Linked DNA regions of Homo sapiens: all the other regions are linked to region 3. The links are chromatin contacts, found by Hi-C or POLR2A ChIA-PET in ENCODE. All regions are on one chromosome and are shown on one strand. The core of a region is the stretch at or near the end of the contact, and the rest is flanking DNA. Distances in the headings are between cores, read along the strand shown. Region 1 holds the start of TMEM44 (transmembrane protein 44). Region 2 overlaps MB21D2 (Mab-21 domain containing 2). Region 3 holds the start of LINC02038 (long intergenic non-protein coding RNA 2038).

The links. Hi-C counts contacts between places; a loop is a spot of excess contacts on that map. ChIA-PET counts read pairs that join two places held with the same protein, here RNA polymerase II (POLR2A). Pooled maps may share reads with other maps.
Region 1: a loop to region 3 is called in a pooled map, with 4 times the contacts of the local background. The contact joins the promoter of TMEM44 here to the promoter of LINC02038 in region 3. A Hi-C loop is called at or near these places in 1 of 50 pooled maps. POLR2A ChIA-PET finds 5 or more read pairs at or near these places in 2 of 52 experiments (B cell and BJ).
Region 2: a loop to region 3 is called in a pooled map, with 3 times the contacts of the local background. The contact joins the enhancer-like site here to the promoter of LINC02038 in region 3. A Hi-C loop is called at or near these places in 1 of 37 single-sample maps with no recorded cell type and 2 of 50 pooled maps. POLR2A ChIA-PET finds 5 or more read pairs at or near these places in 1 of 52 experiments (A673).

The regions. Positions count from the first base shown.
Region 1 is chr3:194,631,235-194,634,942 of GRCh38, reverse strand. TMEM44 (transmembrane protein 44) reads left to right here and starts at 1,524. Exons shown (of 10, transcript NM_001011655.3): 1 at 1,524-1,864. The coding sequence starts at 1,728. It overlaps TMEM44-AS2 (TMEM44 antisense RNA 2), which reads right to left and starts at 2,015. Exons shown (of 2, transcript NR_186047.1): 1 at 1,776-2,015. RefSeq lists a silencer at 1,326-1,755.
Region 2 is chr3:192,891,097-192,894,824 of GRCh38, reverse strand. All of the region lies in intron 1 of MB21D2 (Mab-21 domain containing 2), which reads left to right. Among named protein-coding and RNA genes, the nearest start is that of MB21D2, 25 kb to the left of the region's middle. RefSeq lists an enhancer at 1,420-1,729. Within about 2 kb of position 1,629, at least 16 of the 41 ENCODE cell types and tissues checked have a DNase peak (open chromatin) inside an H3K27ac peak, as active enhancers do.
Region 3 is chr3:193,841,996-193,845,477 of GRCh38, reverse strand. LINC02038 (long intergenic non-protein coding RNA 2038) reads left to right here and starts at 1,469. Exons shown (of 3, transcript NR_146718.1): 1 at 1,469-1,826; 2 at 2,253-2,400; 3 at 2,723-3,482. RefSeq lists a silencer at 2,775-2,958.

The DNA of each region.
Region 1 (3,708 bases), core at 275-2,774, 790 kb before region 3:
CTTGCTCTGTCGCCCAGGCTGGAGTGCAGTGGCGCCATCTCAGCTCACAGCAATCTCCGCCTCCCAGGTTCAAGCAGTTCTCCTGCCTCAGTCTCCCGAGTAGCTGGGATTACAGGCGCCTGCCATCATGCCTGGCTAATTTTTGTGTTTTTAGTAGAGATGGGGTTTCACCATGTTGGCCAGGGTGGTCTCAAACTCCTGACCTCAAGTGATCCACCTGCCTCGGCCTCCCAAAGTGCTGGGATTACAGGCGCGCACCACCATGCCCGGCTAATTTTTGTATTTTTAGTAGAGACAGTGTTTCACCATGTTGGCCAGGCCGGTCTTGAGCTCCTGACCTCAAGTGATCCGCCTGCCTCAGCCTCCCAAAGTGCAGGGACTACAGTTGTGAGCCACCGTGCCTGGCCAGAATTGTACATTTTAAAAGTACTATGTAGGCTGGATGTGGTGGCTCACACCTGTAATCCCAGCACTTTAAGAGGCTGAGGAGGGCAGATCACGAGGTCAGGAGTTTAAGACCAGCCTGGCCAACATGGTGAAACACCGTCTCTACTAAAAATACAAAAATTACTCGGGTGTGGTGGCGGGCACCTGTAGTCCCAGCTACTTGGGAGGCGGAGGCAGGAGAATTGCTTGAACCTGGGAGGCGGAGGCTGCAGGGAGCTGAGATCGCACCATTGCATTCCAGCCTGGGCAACAGAGTGAGACTCTGTCTCAAAAAAAAAAAAAAAAAAAAAGACTATGCTTATGGCATATAAATAATATCTAAATAAAGCTGTAGTTTTTGAAAATTAAAAAAGATTTTTTTTCTTTTTTTCAATCCTGCTCCTTCTATAGAAATATTGTTTTCAAGTCATGTCTTGCTTTAAACAAACCTACTAAAATCAATAAGGAGATTTAAAAATTACAATAATAGTTTACTCTCAAGAAAAACAGCCCTGTGTACTTGAACTGTGCGGTGTGTGGCTGGACAGGAGGCGGCCGGTTGCAGAGATAACCAGCTCTTGGCTGCGGGGCCGTGGGCTAGGATGACATCCAGGAGCAGGGCTTGGGCGACTGCCTGGGGGCGGAGGGTGCCGTTGGCAGCTTCAGAAAGGAGAGTGAGAGGCAGATGTGGGGGTATTTGTTCTCCGGCACGTTTGTTTCCTCCTTCCTGGTCTTGCACCCCACCCTTTTTACTGCGCCCTGTCGGCGATCAGGACCACGCCCCCTTCACCTCGGGATCCCAGCACCCATGCGCTTCAGCAGCGCAACTAATTGCTGTTGGCTCAGGAAATGTGGACAATACGCAGGAAGGGACGCCGTGCCTTACAGCGACCGGCAGGGACTCGGCCGTCCGCGAGCCCAGCCGCCCGCCCCGCTCCGGCCAGGATGTTGGAGGTGGGTGACCGCGAAGAGGTCGGCGGGGGGCGGGGGCCGCAGTCTTTGTGCGCGCGCAGCTCCCGGCTCCCGCCGCTGGGGGGCGGCCTCCGCCCTGCCGACCCCCGACAATAGCGCGAGGGGTGGGGAGCGCGCGGTCCCGGAAACTTTTCCCCGGCGCCTTCGCCGCCGCCGCCCGCGCCCGGGAGCGCGCCCTTCTCTGCCCGCGGTCGGTGCGCTCGGCCGGAGGCGCCGCGGCGGAACGGAACCCAGAGAAGGGCACGCGGGGCGGCGGCGCTCGGGGCTTGCCCGCGGCGAGGGAGGCTGCGCCCAGGTCCCCGGCCCCGCGCCGCGCGCCCAGCCGCGCCATGGGGGAGGCGCCCAGCCCCGCGCCCGCGCTCTGGGACTGGGACTACCTGGACCGCTGCTTCGCCCGCCACCGCGTCTGCATCTCCTTCGGCCTGTGGATCTGCGCCTCCTCCTGCTGGATCGCCGCCCACGCGCTGTAATGGGGCCACGGGTCGGGGGGCTGTCGGGCGGGGAAACGGGCGCCAATCCCCTGCTGCTCCCTCTCGGAAACCTAGAGGAGGGGGCGGAAAGGGGGATGAAGGAGATGGCTCAGTAATAGGATCCAATGGAACATTGCTCTGTAGACTGAAGTGGGATCTTCTTTCCGGATCCCACGCACAGGGAAGCTGGGCTGTGAGCCAAAGGGAGGAGGCTGGGTGGTGCAGCGGATGGGGCCCCGAGGACACCGCGAGCCCTGGGTGCTATTGTCAGCCCTTCGCCATTGACTCGCAGTGTGACCTGGGCAAGCTCCAGAACCTCTCTGGGCCTCCTATGACCGGAGATAATACCTCATAGGATGATGGGAGGATTCGATGAATCAGTACCGTTAAAGCACTTAGTAAATGCTCATTAAACATCATTTGTATTGCTCCAGCTAGGCCACCAACTCTTAGGACCTTGGCAAGTCCCTTGATGTTTCTGGCCTCAGTTTACCCAAAGTCCTCTTAGGTGGGAAGGGAGGTAGTGATATGATCCAGCTGGCCTGTCTTTGCCCTGGTCTGTCCAGCACCTGGACTGGTTTGTCCAGATGCCCACGGTAGCCTAAGTTCTAAGAGTGAATCTCCAGGTCCTCAGCCGCTCTGTCCTAGGCATGGAAATCCACTAGCAGTGCTCAGGATGGTGCCGCCCAAGCATTCCCTGGCAGGGGAGAAAGGACCAGCACCCCTGGGAGAGGTTAGAACTGTCTCCCTGTAGGCACTCAGTGGATATTCTCCTAAGGCGTTTGGTCGTATTGCAGAGATTCTGCAGCCCCACTACCCAGTACTGCAATACAAATAAAAAGACGCCTAGAACATTTACTGTAGGCCCAGTGTTGCATTCATTAACTCATTCAATGCCTGCCACTCACAATATCAGCACCAGGAGGTAGGTGCTGTTACCCCCACTTTCTGTAGGGAACCCTGAGGTTCTGAGAGGTTAAATAACTTGTCTGAGTGAAAGGAAAGAACCAAAACCCCAGATCCTATTGGAAAGGGGCAGGCTGGTAAGAGAGATTAAACTGTTCAGATCAGAGGCTGGAAACTAACAAGGCGCTGGACACGCATTATCCTTTTGTTCCTCACAGTTGTCCTCAGACCAGCACTGTTAGGCACTTTGCCAACCTTGGAGGGGTTAAGAGTGAGCCTCTGCTTCTCACCCTGCCTGGGATCTGGACATACCCATTTGTTTTCAGGGCCTTGCCATCCCTGAACCTCCCCTGCTCCCCTTTCTCTTAGAAGAATGTGTCTTCGGAGTGGTGTGTGGGCTGGGTTAAGGTCAGCTGGCACCCTGGCCCCAAGAGCTGGGGAAGTGGCTGAGAACAACAGGGTACGGAGCAAAGCCCCCGCGTGTGAAGCCAGAAGACCACCATTAACTCACCTTCTCACCAGAGGCCTCAGTTTTGTCCTCTCAAATGGGAGGGTTGATATAAATTATTTCTAATTGGGGTCCGCCTCTGGGAGTCTCCAATTTAAGAATCTCCACTCCTTGGTCTTCAATTGGTTTTAGGAGCCCAGGGCCCAGACTGAAGTTGATGTTGCCACTGTGAGCTTCAGGCTTGGGCCAGCAGGTCAGGAAATGTTTAGAAAGCCAAGAGCCCTCTGTACTCATCCACCATTCCCAAGGACAGGCGCTCAGAATCAGCTAAATCGTCCTAAGGATGTGGAATGAGCACCACCCTCTGCTGAGTGGAAATGAAGCCAGCGCTGCCACCCTGTCTCGGTGTCTCCAGAGAAATGTAGCAAGGAGGCAGGTACGACAATGTATTTCAGAGGCCCTATCAGTGACGCCGATAGAAACAGC
Region 2 (3,728 bases), core at 380-2,879, 950 kb after region 3:
GCCTGGTGAAATTGGCACACCCTAGTTAGAATGCATGCACCTGCTACTCAGGTGAGAGATGGAAGAATGGGGTGGGAAGCAGCAAAAGGATTCTTAAAGAATGGTGGAAGGTGGAGGGACGGAGATTCATCTCTAGTTTGAGCAATAAAGTGGAAACTCCAATCGCTTTCTCAGAAAAAAAAATGACACTGTGTTATGGACATGGGCAAAATGTTTGTAAGACTGGCAGCTTTTACATGTTCTCAGGTTTGTTTCTCCAGTTACCTGTTGCCTCCCTATTAAAATGAGAGGTGAAGACCTCTCAGGTGAAAATAGTCCCTGTGCTTATCTTCAAGGGAAGCCAGGTACAGGATTGGGCAAAAAGCTGCGGAAACCACGTTCTACTCAAAAATCCATTGGAGGCCAGGTGGGGTGGCTCATACTCCTACCACTTTGGGAGGCCGAGGCGAGTGGATCACTTGAGGTTAGGAGTTTGAAACCAGCCTGTCCAACATGGTGAAGCCTCGTCTCTATTAAAAATACAAAAAAATCAGCCAGGCATGGTGGTGGGCGCCTATAATCCCAGCTACTCCTGAGGCTGAGGCAGGAGAATCGCTTGTATCTAGGAGGCAGAGGTCGTTTTGAGTCCAGATTGCGCCACTGCACTACAGCCTGGGTGACAGAGCGAGACTCTGTCTCAAAAACAAAACAACACAAAACAAAAACAACAAAAATTTGCTGGGGAGAGAAGAGCTTGAACAGGGAACAGAATGGGAAAACAAGAGTGGCTCTTTAAATTATTTCTTTTTTAGAGACAGAGTCTGTCTCTGTTCCCTAGGCTGGAGTGCAGTGGCACAATCATAGCTCAGGCAGCCTCTAACTCCTGGGCTCAAACAATCCTTTTGCCTCAGCCTCCACAGTAGCTGGGACTATAGGCACAGACCACTATACCCAGCTAATTTTTAAATATGTAGTAGAGATAGGGTCTCTCTATGTTGCCCAGACTGTTTTCAAACTCCTGGCCTCAAGCGATCCTCCCACCGTGGGCCTCCCAAAGTGCTGAGATTACAGACATGAGCCACCCCCCAGCCAGAGGTGGCTCTTTAAAGATGTGGGGGACGGGAATCATGCACTGGTTTCGAAAGGGAGAAAAGTGCTTGGACACGGGGGAATGCCTGGACTGGACCCTGAGAAATGGGCAGTGAAGCCCACCTGAGGCTAAGTGCTAAGTGCTGAGAATTGTTAAGGATGTTTCCCAGATGTTTGAGGAAATGCGATGTTTTCCCATACAGTCAAGGGGTGTTGGCAGCCTTCTTCTGTCACTTACTGTGTCATCTTCAGCTAATCACCTCCTCTTTCTGGCCCTCACTTTCCCCAACTATAAATTGAGGAAATTAGGCTTCCCTTCCTGGTCTGTGATTTTAGGACTCCGTAAGTAGAGTTGCCTCTTACTGATATCAAAACCTGTGTTAGGTAGCTATACTTTTGAAATGATGGGTTAGATGTAGAGATTTGCAGTGGTGGTCGGTTTGAGGGCAGTGATTTATATTTCAAGGAAATGTTTGGAACGCAGTTTCGGTTCTCATTCGAAGAAGTAAAGACGTCATGTCACTTGACACATGGGGAAACCCACATCGCTGGCTGTGGCTCTCAGAAGAGTGACTCATTAAACTCCAGGGGTGCTTTGACCTGCGTTGGGAGGTTGGTAACTTGGCCCCTGCTGCTTTTGGTGGTGCAAAAGCTCTGGGCAGCTGGCTGGGCTGAATGTAACTGCGTCTTGGAAGGCACCAAGGCGGCCCTGAGCAGTTTACATTGACTGTGGAAGCCAAATATTGTCGTGCAAATTAAGTAGGACACCAAAAGGAAAATTCATCTTAATCTTCTTTAAATACTTACTGCTCATTTGCCAAGGTTCTAAGTAATACAATTTCAAAGGTTCAGAGGTGTCTAATACAATTTTCCCCCTTTTGTACATAATTCTATGCCCTTTGTGTAATTCTGTTAGAAACATTAGGGTAATTATAGAGCTACGTTCTGCTTTTCAGTTGCTATAATATTAGCCTGGGTCTGCTCGTACCAGCTGTATTAATAAGCAATGACTATGGCCGGGCGCGGTGGCTCACGTCTGTAATCCCAGCACTTTGGGAGGCCGAGGCAGGCAGATCACCTGAGGTCAGGAGTTCGAGACCGGCCTGGCCAACATGGTGAAACCCCGTCTCTACTAAAAAAATACAAAAAGTAGCCAGGTGTGGTGGCAGGTGCCTGTAATCCCAGCTACTCAGGAGGCTGAGGCAGGAGAATCTCTTGAACCTGGGAGGCAGAGGTTGCAGTGAGCTGAGATCATGCCAGCCTAGGCATCAACAGCGAAACTCTATCCCAAATAAAAATAAAAAAAGCAATGACTGAAGTTTAGCAAACTCCTAAATTAAGACTTTTTCTGAGCCTTTCTCTGTAGCATGTATTTGCTACTAGAGGCAGGCAAGGTCATAACCTAGGGTGAGCTTTGGGTTATTAATTCAAAGACCCAGTGTCTAAATCCTCATCTGTAAAATGGGGACAAAATTATCTGAACTCCCAGTCACTGGATGTGGGGACCAGTGAGCCTGCTGGGTGTGAAAGCACGTTGGGAGCTGAAGATGGACCCTGCCTCACGGGCAGTGGGGGTTGTTATGTAGCACGATTCCTGAAGTGTGGGCCAAAGGAGCTGCCAGTGCCACATGAATTTGTGAGTGGTCGTCATGGGTGTGTGTCATGGAATAGAAGTGTTAATATTTAATATCTGGGCTAATAATTGTAATCATTGTTTGACACAAGAGAATGTACAAGATGATTTTACCCTATGAAGTAAATGAGTTTGTTTTTCTCCATTCTACAAACCAAGCAGTAAAAGTGCAGGTGGGTTAAATAATAGGCCTAAAGTCGAATCAACCATCGGAATGTAATTTGTTAAAACTTTGCCTTTTGTTCACAGCTTTTAGAGTTTTTCTTTTCTCATGGATCACATTTTTGGGAAGGGCTTCCCATCACCTCTATACCAGTAATAACAGCTGACATTTATTGAAGCTTGGTCTGTGCCGACACATTTTACAGATGAGAAAACTGAGCTAGAAATGTTAAGTAGTTTACCAGAGGTCATGTAGCTGGTGTGGAAGACCCATTTAAGTTTTGCTATCTTAATAACAGTAATAAAAGCATTAACATGTATTGGCTGTTTGCTAGGTGCCAGGCATCATGTTAAACAGTGTCATCTAGAACCTCATTTGGTATCACACTAAGCCTGCAAGGGAAGCCCTTGAAAATGTTATGCAGAGGGAGGACTCCTACCATCTCTCTTCTCTTGCAATGGATTTGCAAATACCTTTCTTTTGCCTTTCTTTTACCAGCTTGGAAACAGCAAATTTCCAGTGCCTCTTATGATACCAGCTTTTCCTGCTCTTGTTCTGTTACATTAATTATTTTGTTCTATTTATTAATTATTTTCCTGCTCTTGTTCTATTACATTAATTATTCTAATCCAGATGTTATGAATCGGCTGCCTGCAGTCTGAATTTGGCTTGCAGCCTTGTCCTGTTTCGGCCTTCAATGTATTACAAATGCATGGTTGAATTAGATGGCAATGTCTAAAAATTCAGGTGACCATATGTAAATCTGTATTTATGTTTTCTCATGAAAAATTGCATAATACACCTACCTGTTTGAGATAAAATGACTCACCCAATTAATGTGACCAGAAAACTTCTATAAGAACT
Region 3 (3,482 bases), core at 220-2,719:
GGGAAGCCTCAGGAAACTTACAATCATGGCAGAAGGGAAAGCAAACACATCCTTCACATGGTGGCAGGAAGGAGAAATGCCTACCAAAAGGGGAAAAGCCCCTTATAACACCATCAGATCTCATGAGAACTCATTCAGTATCACGAGAACAGCATGGAGGTAACCACGCCCATGAATAAATTACCGCCTACTGGGTCCCTCCCACCACGTGTGGGGATTATGGGAACCATAATTCAAGATGAGATTTGGGTGGGGACACAGCCAAACCATATCAGTAACCTTTCATTTTCTCATCTGTAAAATGGGGGTAATAATAGCTACCTAGCAATGTTACCATGAAGACTAAATGAGAAAATATTTGTGAAATGCCTGACACAAAATAGTGTTCACTAACTAGTAGGCATTATTAGAATAAGGTATAAATTCCCATTGTGTACATTGTGTACATATGGTCCCTTTGAATGACAAGGAGAAACTCACAATGACAGGGCTGTGTTGGGCACTGCCTGGATCTCCCTGGGTGTTTAGTGGAAATACTACCCTTGGGGGTGAGATTTTTCTGCAGCTATCTTCATGGTTCAGGAGAGAGAGAGTCCTTCTTGTCCTTCATGAAGTTTTATGGTGACTTCTGTGCCAATTCAAGAGGAGCTTCTGAATCCGTTTGGACAAAGACAACACATGAACCACTGTGGGGCCTCAATTCCCTGCTGAAAGACTGTGTTCGTTCATTCAGCAAATACACATCTGAGCACCTACTCCATGTCAGACACTATTCTAGGTGCTGGGGATACAGCAGTGAACAAATAAAATCCTGTCCTCATGGAGCTTACATTCCAGCAGACCCTAACAATTCACAGGAAAGTGGTGACAGGGCTGATGTCAGGCTCTGAGGCCCTTCTGTTCAGAAGGCTCTTCCCTTACATTGCCCCAGCCCCTTTCTCTTTTTCCTTCCCACAGCCTCGGCTCTGTTCCCTCCTCCATTCTTATAATTCTCCTTTTATAAGCCACTCTCCATTTAACTGGTGGATTTAAAGCAAATAGCAATTGTGTTAAGAAGCAGGAAATATGATACTTTACACAATGATGGAGAAATCAGAAAAATTAAGGCTTGTATAAATCTCTTCTCTAAATTGTGCCCATAGGCCAATTAATTAAGCTGCTTTTGCCTTGTGTCTGTTGCAGCTGATACATTTCTTTCTGAAAATGGCTGGCCTGCATTAGAAGGGCCCTCCCCACTCCCAGAGCTCAGGTTTGGGTGTGTCTTTTAGAGTAAACATAGCACCCCTGACCCCACCTCCTTTATCACTTGGCTCTGGCTGTGAAAAGAAAGAGAAAAAAAGTAGGTTTGTTTAGTGTGAACTCTTTTTCTGAAGCCAACAGGGAGAACAAGATTTGAAACAAGAGGAGACTGAGTTGGGTTCAATGGTTAACCAGTCAGATTAATGAATGCTAGAAGGAGGAAATAGCCAGTAAGTAAAGAGGCAAGAAAAAATGTCTCCCCGTGGTTCAAAAGCCAACTAAAGTTTACCAAGAGCTGTGACCTGTGGTTAAAATGTCCTCAGAGGCCAGCTCTCATCTGATTTCAACCTGAAGCCCCATTTCCTATCAAGAGAGCCATTTGGCTCCTCTCTTAAGCTCAGCAGCCCTGAGGTGTGGTAGCCTCACGCTGACCCATACAGAATGCAACAGAACTGTCCCTGCTGCAGAAGTCTCAGGGTTCTGCCCCAACTGCATAGACTTCTTTCATGGAACCGGCTCCTCTATCCCCACAAGGCTTCTCCCCAGCACAGCTTCTACCTAGAATCAGACGGAGAGCTTTAGACCAGGTAAGAACTCTGGGCCAATGTAAATCAGGAGCGCCAGGCTGTCCCAGCCTCTGCCCTGACTTGCTCTATGAGTTTGGCAAATTCCTTAATCTGCCCATGCCTCTCTTTCTGTGTTGTTAACATGATGATGTTGGCCTAGAGCAGGGGCTGGCAAACTTTTTATGTAAAGAGACAAATATAATATTTTAGGCTTGTAGACCACATGGTCAGTATCTCTCTCAACTATCCAAAGCCACCACTGTAGCATGAAAGCAGCCACAGATGGGTTGTAAATGGAGGGGCGTGGTTGTATTCCAATAAAACTTTATTTACAAAGACAAGTGGTGAACAAGATTGGCCAGTGGACTGTATTTTGCCAACTCCTGGACTAAATCTCTAAGGATCTTTGCAACACTGAAATACCGTACTACCTGGATTGTTTTACAGAGAGAAAACGGAGGCGTGGTGACACCAAGTGACATGCTCCAAGCCGCTGAACATGTTGGTGGCAGAGCTAGAACTCGACACCAAGTCTCCTGGCTTTAGTCCACTGTGGCTCTCAATCCTCGCACACGCAGAGCACAGACCGTTTTTGGTACACGAGGCTTACCCTGGGAACTGCCCTCCCTCTGTGGCTTGGCGAGGGGGGTCGGGGGAAAGGGTAGGGAGGATGTGAGGGGTGGGGAGCAGTGCTCTCTCTGCCTGTTTCAGGAAGGCTCTCTGGTTTGGTGAGAGCCCACACTTTGTTAAGTGAGATAAGGGACACTACAAGAAAAGGAGGGGGTGGGTGGGCAGAGGACATCACGCTGCTTATTTTGAACCTGGGAAAACTGTGCCTTAGGAGAGGGAAGTCCTGCATATTTCATGCTGTGACTTCTTGCTTCCAAACTGCGTATGCTGGCCTCCTTTTCACCCAGATGGTGCTGCAGGGAACAAGGCCCCACCAGTGTGTGCTCTTCCTGTGTGTCCAAATTTCCACCAAAGAGGGCTCCTCCCAGGAGATTGGCTGCCGAACCTGTTCTTCCACGGCAGAAGCGGCGCAGCTAGCCCAGCACGACTCTGCTTATTGTTACGCTTCTGCCACATGTGTGTAAATTTGTAAGGAACTTGCCGCTCCTGGCTGAAGACCCAGGGAGCTTTTGCGCTGTTAATCTGTTTTCCTTTTTGCCCTCAGCCTTTGCTCTTCAGGGGAGAGGCCGTCGATAAGGTCCAATGGGGTGGGGTGACACCTCTTGGGCTCAGAATCTCAAGGGTCCCAAGGTCCAGTCAGTGAGAGCCTTCTGTCTACATGCCACCCTGTCCCCTCTGTGTGGAGCCCTCAGCAGGACCCTGGCCACAGGGCTCTGGAGCAATAATATTACCCCATGACAACTGTCGTGACTGCTACCTCAAAAAGTAAGACAGTCCTGCCATCTACGTTCATGGAGCTCCGAGGAGCAGCTCAGTTCTGTTTGTTGTGACAGGATTTTATAGCAAAATTTGCATGAAAGACATGAAGCTCAGCAATTGGTTTGCGACAGAGGCGTTTTCTTGCCAAATGAGGAAGTGAGATGATCAGAACTGGCTTTAGCATGAGCCTGGATTGGGGAACTCAGCTGGTTCTGGGCTCATACAACTTCACCTGTGAAGGTATATGGAATTCATGGTCAGCCCACATCTTCTAGCTGCAGGTTCAGT